2 separate regions of the Homo sapiens genome follow, and region 1 is linked to region 2. Evidence: chromatin contacts called from ENCODE Hi-C or POLR2A ChIA-PET data. All regions are on one chromosome and are shown on one strand. Each heading gives the region's core, a stretch centred on a gene start or an enhancer-like site at or near the end of the contact. The rest is flanking DNA. Distances are from core to core; before and after follow the strand shown. Region 1 overlaps SHROOM3 (shroom family member 3). Region 2 overlaps SHROOM3 (shroom family member 3).

Evidence for each region. Hi-C counts contacts between places; a loop is a spot of excess contacts on that map. ChIA-PET counts read pairs that join two places held with the same protein, here RNA polymerase II (POLR2A). Pooled maps may share reads with other maps.
Region 1: a map of mammary epithelial cell shows a loop between it and region 2 (3-fold over the local background). The contact joins two enhancer-like sites. A Hi-C loop is called at or near these places in 7 of 168 maps with a recorded cell type or tissue (Calu3, PC-3, esophagus muscularis mucosa and 4 more) and 5 of 50 pooled maps. POLR2A ChIA-PET finds 5 or more read pairs at or near these places in 10 of 52 experiments (AG04450, BJ, CD8-positive, alpha-beta memory T cell and 6 more).

The regions. Positions count from the first base shown.
Region 1 is chr4:76,632,606-76,637,747 of GRCh38, forward strand. All of the region lies in intron 2 of SHROOM3 (shroom family member 3), which reads left to right. It overlaps LOC105377290 (a long non-coding RNA gene), which reads right to left. Exons shown (of 4, transcript XR_001741404.2): 3 at 3,046-3,584. Among named protein-coding and RNA genes, the nearest start is that of MIR548AH, 60 kb to the left of the region's middle. Within about 2 kb of position 1,831, at least 2 of the 41 ENCODE cell types and tissues checked have a DNase peak (open chromatin) inside an H3K27ac peak, as active enhancers do; they include PC-9 and mammary epithelial cell, where a contact is called at or near this core.
Region 2 is chr4:76,684,995-76,690,674 of GRCh38, forward strand. The region is part of intron 2 of SHROOM3 (shroom family member 3); the gene reads left to right. Among named protein-coding and RNA genes, the nearest start is that of MIR548AH, 110 kb to the left of the region's middle. RefSeq lists an enhancer at 4,067-4,589 and a silencer at 4,503-4,682. Within about 2 kb of position 4,282, at least 21 of the 41 ENCODE cell types and tissues checked have a DNase peak (open chromatin) inside an H3K27ac peak, as active enhancers do; they include PC-9 and mammary epithelial cell, where a contact is called at or near this core.

The DNA of each region.
Region 1 (5,142 bases), core at 581-3,080, 55 kb before region 2:
GGGAAATGACAAAATGAAGACAAGTACAGACAATTTATGTTTGGAGTTTCTATCACCATTTTAGCTAGTGATACGGTAATGAGGCAGGACTACAAGCAGTATTGGTAGAAAAACTCCCAATTATTAGGCTTTAAAAAGGCGAATTAAAACTAATACATATTCCTAGGAAATTTGATCTGCTGTGTCTACTTGGGGGGATTAAGTTTTCATGGAGACACCTTGATGAGTATCCATGTTGCCTTTACCAATCTTGAATACTAATTTCTTGGATCTGTTTCCTGCAGCTCTACCCCTCAAATAGAACAAAAAGCAATAATAAGAAAAACCCAGTATTTATAGAGCACATAGTGTGCAGTTTAAAGGTGTTTTTGCTCATTTTATCCTCACAATTCCTCAGGAGGTAGGAGCTGTTATAATCCCTTTTTGATAAGGTCACACGACTATTCTAAACTCCAGGTGATCAATTGACAATTGAAATCTTGCAGCCGAGCGCGGTGGCTCATGCCTGTAATCCCAGCACTTTGGAAGGCTGAGGCGGGGGAATCTCTTGAGGCCAGGAGTTTGAGACCATCCTGGCTAACTTGGTGAGTCTCTATGTGGTGGCACACATCCGTAGTCCCAGCTACTCAGGAGGCTGAGGCATGAGAATCGCTTGAATCTGGGAAGTGGAGGTTGCAGTGGAGGGACACTGCACTCCAGCCTGGGGGACAGAGTAAGACTCAGTCTCAAAAAAAAAAAAAAAAAAAAAGAAAAAGAAAAAGGAAAAGAAATCTTGTTAACTGGCCGGGCGTGGTGGCTCACGCCTGTAATCCCAGCCAAGGCAGGCGGATCACGAGGTCGGGAGATCGAGACCATTCTGACTAACACGGTGAAAGCCCGTCTCTATTAAAAATACAAAAAATTAGCCGGGTGTGGTGGCGGGCGCCTGTAAGTCCCAGCTATGCGGGAGGCTGAGGCAGCAGAATGGCGTGAACCCGGGAGGCGGAGCTTGCAGTGAGCCGAGATTGCGCCACCGCACTCCAGCCTGGGTGGCAGAGCGAGACTCCGTCTCAAAAAAAAAAAAAAAAAAAAAAGAAAAGAAATTCTGCAACACACCTTGTACTTGAGTTGGGTGGTGCCTTTGTTTCAGCAAAAAATCTTCATTTTCTCTCTCCTTCTCACCCAAATACCCAATAGTATGTTTAAATAATAGCATTGGGATTGGAACCCAGGCAGTCTGGGAGCTCCAGGCCCCTAGTCTCAACCAATATGCTATCCTTTAATACCAGGCAAATGGAAGGGAGACTCCGGAAAGGAAAAGCAGATGACATTTTATCAAATCAGTATTGGTATAGAATGACATAGATGTTATAATGCATTGAGCTAGAATGGAAAATTTTATCCTGGAGAACCCTTCTTAATGGTGTTTTTAAATCTGTGTGCCAGTAGAGCCCATACTAATGGAGTGCTAGTCCTCAATATTCTCCCCTAACACCCATTCTCACTCTGCTAATAAACTGTCCCTCAAAATCAAAATGAAAGTGTCACGTATGTACACTTTCCTTTTGGAAAGCATTTTGGTATTTTTCTACCTGACAGCTAGGAAAACAGATAATTGATTGATTTGTTGCCTTTATTGTTTTTAAGTGCCTCTTACTTCGTGCATAGAATTTGGGGCATTTCCTGAGGAGTAATAAGCCCTCAGGAGGAGACCTTATCCTCCAAGGTATAGAAAGTCCTAGCAGACGTTGGTGGCCAGGAAGTGCCCTAGACTGGAATTATTTTTGTTGTTCTAATCTGAAAATGACAACATAGAACACAGCCAACAGCATGCAGCATTTTATTATGGTGATGCAGCTTTAATTGGTATGTAGAGGGCATGCCTGTGAAATTAGTCCTTAGTGTATTGGCCAATCAGATCACTTTCAACGTTTCCCAATGTTTAGTTTCATCTTATAATTAAGTAATAATGATCATTTCCTGGCAGCTAATGACTAGCTAGAGGAGTTAGAAGCCTCATTAGGTTTATAATTTATCAAACTCTAAGCTTTTCATCAGTAGTGTTGCAAAAAGAGAAAGCATCTTCAAATTCCAAAATGATTCAAAACAATCTCTAACCGTATTTCATATATGTATTCACTTGTTCTTTGAAGGGTGACTTTATTTTTAAACTTTTAAAAATAACTGTATTTTATTATATAAGCAGGAAAAAATGTTTGTGTGACTTAGAGGAAGAAGGAAAGAGATGTATTGAACTCTGTTAGCACATACACACACTCTAAAAGCAGAATTGATAGACCGTGTTTCCTTTAAGAATCTTTTTGTGACAATTCCACACCCTTTCCTGAAGCTGGCTTGACTATCCATTAATTCCAGCAATAGCATCATTGTATTTACTCCACAGATATTTATTGAGCACCTACTGTGTGTTGGGCATTATGCTGACGATACTGCAGGGGCCAGAAGAGAACGGGGGGAGATGGGAACAAAACCTCCTGTCTTTATTAAGCTGATATTATCATCTTAAAGTTTCTGTCTTCAAAATTACCCTGGAAGACTGCAATTAGATATGTTCAAAGAGGCCAAGCTAAAGGTAGAGGAAGACCCTCACTGAACCATGTGGACACCTTGCCTCTGACTGTCTCCTCATCCATACGGCCATTACATAGTAGCTCCAGCTTCTGCTAACTCAAGGGTCACTCACTGATCAACCATATTTGGGGGATTACAATCCTCCTTTTGGTGAGAGAAAGTGTAAATCTCTTCTCCTAGTTTGAGACCTGCCCTCCTCTTCGTTTTGGGACCTGACATGAGCTGGTCATAAAAGAAAAAACCAGAACCAAAAAACAGTGTCTTCTAATTCCAACTCGTTTCCCCTTGAGTTCCTAATGGTTGGGGTATTTATTAAATAAGTACAGCCTGATGGAGGGACAGCCAGACCTACCATTCAGGTTGTAGAATTCTAGAAATGTGGAACTCAGGGACTCTTCCAAAGAAATTCTGTCCTGCCTAAATCAGGTCTGAAAGGCCTCTGGAGAAATGGAACAACAGCCTATGTGTACTCACTCTCTTGGTCTTTCATTGGAGTCACTCCTGGGAATCCCTCAAAGATATTTTCTGTCCACACACTCATGAGTTCCTTGAAGCAGAGTAATCTTAGGTGCTCAGAGAAACTCCGTAGTTCCTTCACCATAGGAGCCACTTGAGATGTGAGGTCCTCTGGATCATCAGGGTTGGCAAAAGCACGCAGCAGAACTCCAGGGAAACTGCTGGCATTTGGTTTGTGCTGTCAGATCAATCCTAGGATTTCAACATCAGAAATACCCATTATTGTCCTCTCTGAAATCTGTGGGCATTAGCCCTGGTGCCTCATGTAAAAGTTAGCCTTCTGGTTTCCAAACCAATTCTCTTCGTGGTAGACTCTTCATGACCAAGAATTGGGACTTCCCAGCTCTCATGTTACCAAGTCCAGTTCTCCAAGATGGTTCCTGGGAATGCTTCTTCACGTCTGAGTACCTTGTCCTGAGCATGTTTCATAAATGGGTAAAATGTGTGATTGATGTCTCTTTTATTTTATTGAAAGCTTGTTTTCTTCTGTAGCAGTTCTGAAATTTCAAGATGTTCTTCATTACTTTGTTTTAATTGCCATGTGACAAATATTTCAAGAAACACCCAGCTATTTTAAAATTTTTGACAGACTTCATGATGGAAAGACATACACACAGCCCTACTTGTTTAATAAATACTCCAACCATTAGGAACTCTAAGGGAAAGAAGTTGGTAATTATTTAATGAACCTTCTGTGTAGTCACTTTCACATAAAGTATAGCTAAGGACTCAGAAGCAGCCTTTTACTTCAGCCCTGAAATTACTACTATTAGTAATTTAAAATCACTTTTCCTAATGTGCCTAGCAGTCTCATTTACCTATACCACAGGTCCTCAAATAACATTGTTTTGTTCAACACTGTTTCACTATAAATTGATGAGGAAAAAAAATTGATTTCCAGCTGGGGTCACTATCTGTGTAGAATTTGCACTTTCTTCCCATGTCTGTGTGGGTTTTCCCCAGGGACTCTGTTTTCCCCCACATCCCAGGGATATGCATGTTAGATGAGTTGGCGTGTCTACAGAGTCCCAGTCTGAATGAGCATGGGTTTGTGTGTGAGTGCGCCCTGTAATGGGATGACATCCTGGCTAGGGTTGGTAACCACCTTTCACCCTGAGCTGCTGAGACAGGCCATGGCCAACCAAAGCACTGAACTGGAAGAAGTAGGTAAATAAATATCTTACTTGTTTTTATTAATCTTTCTTAAATGCATACATAGTTCACATTTATTTCAATGATTAATATTAGAAGTTCTTTGGTCGTTATTTAGAAGTTTGGTGATGTTTTTGTGGCCAGAAATACATCATAGGAATTTAACTCTTGTTTCTATCAATTAGCCTATGGTAGAATTGGTTTAACTAGAAATCATTTTGCTTAAAGTTGTAGTTTTTAAGAACCTACCAATGACATTAACTGAGGACTTACTGTAATTGTCCAAGAATTATAGCCTTTGAATTCATTCCTGGATGAGAGAAAAGATATTTCTATGATATATACTCCTATTTAAGAAATCAGGGGTTTTCCAAAGAAAGAAAATATCAGTGCTTCTCTGTATGAGCCCACTGTATCAAGAAAAGATGGACCCACAGAGGTTGAACCAAAACTCTTGCAGATGCAATAGGCACAGGCTCTCTGTTTCCCGTTGTTTTTCTAGGTCTAATGAAAATGTGAAGACTGAGGGCTTGGCCTCACCCTGGTAATATGATCAAGAACGGAACTGTGGTAGTAAAAATGAGAATGTTAGAAGAATCATTATATTCAGGGAAAAGAAAGGCCTCAAAAGGGAAGATTACTCTGAATAATTCATGCTCCTTTTCTCTTTTTTCCTGTGTGAAATTCAGTGTTTCCTTTATAATTTTTTGAGAAGAAGGCTATGCTCAGGATCTTTAGAAGCTGGTGGTAACTTCACAATCACTGGCTCCATCAGGCAACGAGAGACTTGCTGAAGGAGAAACAAACTGTGAAGGTAAAGAATTCTACCCAGAATGGCAACTCTGTGTGCTTTAAGAATGAATCCAAGTTTTGGAAGTTGTGGGAATGTGTTCAGTCGAAACT
Region 2 (5,680 bases), core at 3,032-5,531:
GTTCCAAAAAATCAAAATATTTATTAAAGTGAATATTATGCTAGAAGCTATATATTGTTCACAGTAAACCCCAACACCCATTTGAGAAAGCAGCACATCATTCGTTCCTCCTAATATTTTCTCTCCTAAGCAAACAATCTATGTTTCAAGTGTGTTCTTTCTTTGTAGTGTGTTGTTTATATTGGTCATTAAACAGTTCCTAAAACTGACTTTCAACTTATATATAAGTTGTTTCTCTAAGGTGTCAACATTGAAAAGAACAGTATAGAGCAGGGGTGTCCAATCTTTTGGCTTCCCTGGGACACACTGGAAGAAGAAGAATTGTCTTGGGCCACACATAAAATACACTAACACTAACGATAGCTGATGAGCTAAAAAACAAAAAAAAATCACAAAAAAAAAATCCCATAATGTTTTAAGAAAGTTCATGAATTTGTGCTGGACCACATTCAAAGCTATCCTGGGCCACATGCGGCCTGTAAGCTGAGGGTTGGACAAGCTTGGTATAGATGAACCAGGGAATTTATTGTATGACTGTGACAAGAAAGAGTTAATAATTATTTAGCAAAGATTCCTACATTTCAAATAATTGTTTTTCACATCAAAGCTTTAGTTGTAATAATAGAAGGAATGTCAAACTGAATTGGTAAGAAATAATGGTAGACTATTTCTAAGTAAAATTTAGTAATATTTTAAAGTATAGGCTGGGCACGGTGGCTCACGCCTGTAATCCCAGCATTTTGGGAGGCTGACACGGGCAGATCACTTGAGGTCAGGAGTTCAAGACCAGCCTGGCCAACATGGTGAAACCCATCTCTACTAAAAGTACAAAAATTAGCCAGGCATTGTGGTATGCACCTGTAATCCCAGCTACTCGGGAGGCAGGAGAATCGCTTGAACAAGGGAGGCAGAGGTTGCAGTGAGCTGAGATTGCACCACTGCACTCCAGCCTGGGTGACAGAGCGAGACTCCATCTCAAAATAAAATAAAAGAAAGTATAGAAGTAAGTAATGATAGCCATTTTTTTTTTAGAGGCAGCGTCTTGCTCTGTTGCTCACACTGGAGTGCAGTGACACAACCCTAGCTCACTGCAGCTTCAAACTCCTAGGTACAAATGATCCTCCTGCCTCAGCCTCCCTATTATTAGTAGCTAGGACCACAGGTGCATGCCACCACGCCTGGCTAATTTTTTTATTTTTATTTTTTGTAGAGATGGCGTCCCCCTATGTTGCCCAGACTGGTCTTGAGCAATCCTCCCACCTCAGCCTCCCAAAGTGCTGGGATTATAGGCATGAGCCCAGCCTCGTAGACTATTTCTAAGTGAAATTTAGTTGAATATTTTAAAGTATAACATATGTTACAAAACCAAATTGCCATAATATATATAAAAAAAGCTAAACTTGTGAATAAATTGAGAACCCAAATAATGTATGATTTCTAGATATAGTCTTTTTAAATATACAATTAATTAAATGTATTAGACTTACATTGAAAATGTATTAGACTTTAAATTAAGATGAAATAATTCAAAGAATAAGTGCTGAATCTAGAATTTTGAGATGTATGACAATAATCTGAAATTTCTAGAGCTTTTTGTCTGAAAAAAGATACTCATTCTCACAGGTCCCTCCCAACTAATCAACTGTAGTAAAAAAACAAACTTCTCAATATCTATATGAATCAGACCCTCTGAATATACTAGATCCTCAATAAGCATACTCTAATTTGATGTGATTTTAAATATTTCTTACAGGTTATTATATTTATCTTTCACTGACAGTTGGATTTGTAGGTTGAAATGTTTAAGAGAGAAGGGAGGAAACTGACTTGGCATAAATGCACACAGTGCTGTTCTGGCTGCCAGTGTTGTGGGTTCTGTCACTGACTCCCTGGTTTTGACTCAGGACCACCTGCGGGACCTTGCACACCTCAGTCTGGTGTACCTCTGTGCAGGTGGGTGCTGTGCTGCTCTAGGACCATGTTGGGGACTTATTCCAGTCTCTCTGGTCTTTCCTTCCCACAACACACTCCAGCACCAGAGGTGGCTTTGGCGAAGGAAAGGGAGCAAAAAATGATAACCTATTTAAAAACGTCTTTTGAAAAGTGTAAATTTTAATGGCATGTGAATCATCTGTCCATTAAAATATTTAAAATAAAAACTTTTAAACAAAAGAAAAAATGTACAAATTACAAGTTCCAGACTGGCCATGCACACCCTTTCTAAGACAGGCTGTGCACCTTTTTCCTATGTGTAACTTTCTCACAAAATATTTTCGCATTTTTAAAGCTTTATTTCTTCATTAATATATTTGATTTTAATAAAAAGTAAAATGCTTTCGATTCTAATGTGATGCATTATTTCTGAAAGCAGTCTTAAGACAGGAACTAAAGGGCAGTGTGATTTTACAGAGAACATCTTTAATAGTGGCTGGGAGTTTACACATACACACACTTGATATGTGTAACTATTTCAGGTCATTCTTTCGTCTTGTGGAGGAAGGGACAGACAAGGAGAACGGAGGTACCAGTTGAGCAAACTAACCCCCAGCTCATGCAGAGAGACATTAGCATAATTTTGTATTGTTGCTGAAATTTCTTCATGTCTTACTTTTGATCCCATGAGACAAGTTGTTTGCTTCCATCTAAAAATATCGGATGATGCCTCTACATTGCAGATACAAGTTAAAAGTGTTTTTCCAGAATCTATGTTACAAAGGAAGCCCAGGGACCTCTGGTCATAGTGATGAATTTCACTGGTGTAACATCCATGCTGTGTGGGAGGTGAGATTTGGACCCAAACTGTGTTTTTAATCACCAATTTACAGTGATGTTTCACACAGAAGTAGAGGGATCTGTTCCACCCTTATGAGATTTCACCTGACCCAGAGCACTTAGAAAACAAGATAAAGCAGCAGCAGGAGAGGAGGCCTTATCTGTTCTGCCCACAGAGCTCCTGGCTGTGTTCTCCAGCTAATACTTCTTACTCCCCCCCACGCGCAATGGCAGCGGCAATGTGCGTTATAAACTGCAAGGGCTGACCACTTCTTCAAAGCTTAAGTTCTGGACATCACCTCCCTCTCCCCCAAACAAGATTGCCACAGGACACGAGGACACAGAACAAACCATATTAACCTCTCTGCTTCCAATGCCTAGCAACAATGTTTGTGGTTACCCCATGACTGTGTGACAGCTGTGTATGTGTTGATACCTGCTTGTGATACCATAGGTAAAACAAAATACAATTTTAAGGAGGATAATACTTTATGGCAGGGAGGAGCCTGTCCATGAAGGTTTCAGTAAAGAGGTTTATTCAGTGGTTGCCATGGCTGCTAATGCTCCTGCATTCTGTCAGGATATAAGAGCACAGACAAGTAAAGGTAAATGTGGTATCAGCTGTTTGGTAAGGGAGGTTTCTATTTCCTACCTAGTGAGGTCTTCTCTGTGTCTATATGCATATTTATTACCTTAAATATAGAACCTGGACATTTAACAACAGGGATTCTGCTTGAATGAGAATAAAGCCAATTTCAAACCTTACTGTTACTTTCATCTCTGGAGGTGACACGTGAGAGCAATTAAGAGAGGACTCTGAGGGGAAAAAATTCCTACCTCCGTTGAAAGAGGCTGGAAGAACCTTTGAAGAAAGATGAAACTTAAACTAGCACCATCCCTTCCTTTAGAATATTAACTGGACGCCTATATCATAAATGCAAAACAAATGCAAATGGATATATTTTCTAAAATTCCAAAGTTTGCAAAGCTGAATCCAAAATCTCTCGAAATTACAGTCATGACGACCGAAAGAATCACGTCTCTTGTCTAATCAGAGACGATGCTTATGGAAACAAAAACAGGCCCGGAAGGAAGGCTTCAGCGGCATTCACCACCACCTGCATCTCTGCTGTGACTTACACTGAGAAGAGGGCATGCTGAGAAAAAGGATGGTTATTTTCCTTGTAATGCGAGCTTTTTTTTTTTTTTTTTAGCTGTGAACTTTTTACCTTGCTTCATTCATGCTTCATTTGATCAATTACTAACTGTATAGCCTCTGAAAAGCGAGCGCGGGCTTCTTAAAGTTGATATTTTGCTTTTGGATTCCTCTGCATTTTACAACGGGGGGAGGTTAATTAAGGCACCTTTCTGATTGAATGGGCAGAGGGACTGAGGGTGTGTGCTTCGGTCCGGTCCCCTTAATACCGTAAGGACCCAAGGACCGCGGAGGGGCGAGTGGAGCGCGACGCTTCCACCCCAGAATCCGTTTTCAAACCTTAGGGAGCCTTCTTTGCCATTGAAATGCAAATCCGGTCCTGAGCTCCCGGGCCAATCCGGGAGGCTTCCTGTGGGATTACCTGGTGGCGAGCGAGCGCCGAGCCAGCGCCGAGCCAGCGCGGCCCCTCGGGTGCGGCGGGCGCGGGGTGGACTGAGCGGGCCCGGGCGGGACGAGAGGTGGGCGAGCGCCCCGCACCCTCGGCGCGCCGCGCGGGATCAGCGTCCTCCAGCCGCGCTGCCCCGGCCCACCGTGCAGCTGTAGCCGCGGCGCGGTGGCGCGGTGGCGCAGGGCGCTGCTGGGCCGCCCATTGTTGAGCGCGTTGGGCCCCGCCGGCGATGCCGCGCGCCGCCTCCTCGGAGCGGCGGCGAAGTTTGAACTTGGCGTCGGCCTGGAGCCCCGAGCAGCCCGGGGGCGGCGGCCGCGAGGCGAGCGGCGATGGTGAGTGAGGAGGGCGGCTGGGCACGGAGAGGGAGGCGGGGGCCGGCCGGCTGCTTTCTGGAGCGCGTCTATTTCGGGCTCTGCGGCGACTCTGGAAAGCCCTGTCTGGAGGATGGCTCCCAGGGGCTTTCACGGCCAGCACCCCGGCTGATGGGGGCAGGTGGCGTGCTCCGAGGGTCTCCTGACACTCCTAGGCCTTGGCTTTTTATCAGAGAGGCAGTAGCTGCCACTCCAAGAGGAAAATAATTGTTGATTATTGACAGCATGAAAACTTTTCGGAAGAAATGATCTGTGAAATATTTTAATTTTGATAAATTGCTTCCCACCAGGGCCCCTGCTGAGTTGAGAACTCCTTGCCTTTCTTAATTTTACTGGATTTGTTTCTGTAGGAAAGGCTCCTGAAGTGCGTTGAGGGGCACGCCTACCCCCAACCCCCACTTGCTCCAGATCTTAAGACAGTTACTTAAATAGTGTGTTCCTTGTGCTGCAGCAACACTTAAATCATGAAAATGAAATTCTACCTGACGCTCGCTTTACTCCGAATTGCCAGAGGAATAAAACTTTTGCTGGTGGGGGAGGGGAGTGGTTACAAAATTTCAACACCTGGAGCACTCTCTGGGGGTGGGATGTATTTCTCTTCCTCTAGGATGTATTTTGGCATTACCTTTTTCCCCTCTCCCTTTAAATAGTAGTGTTGTTGTGGCGCACTGTGTGCACGGGAGCTTCTGCACTGGGAGCAAATGGGTGCCCTGCATGCGGGTCATCTCCATGGAGAGATTGCTGTGATATCGGGGGGTGCAACAGGAAGTCCTAGCACAGAGGCTGCCAGAGAGAGTTCTGTGCATTTTCTGTTTTTAATTAGTTGTTTTAAAGCCTAGTTAAATGTCCGTTTCCAGTTAAAAGCACCCTGGTCGGATATATGGCTAGATCTTTCCCCCAAAAAATTTCACCAGAAGTTGGTTTACATTTTAA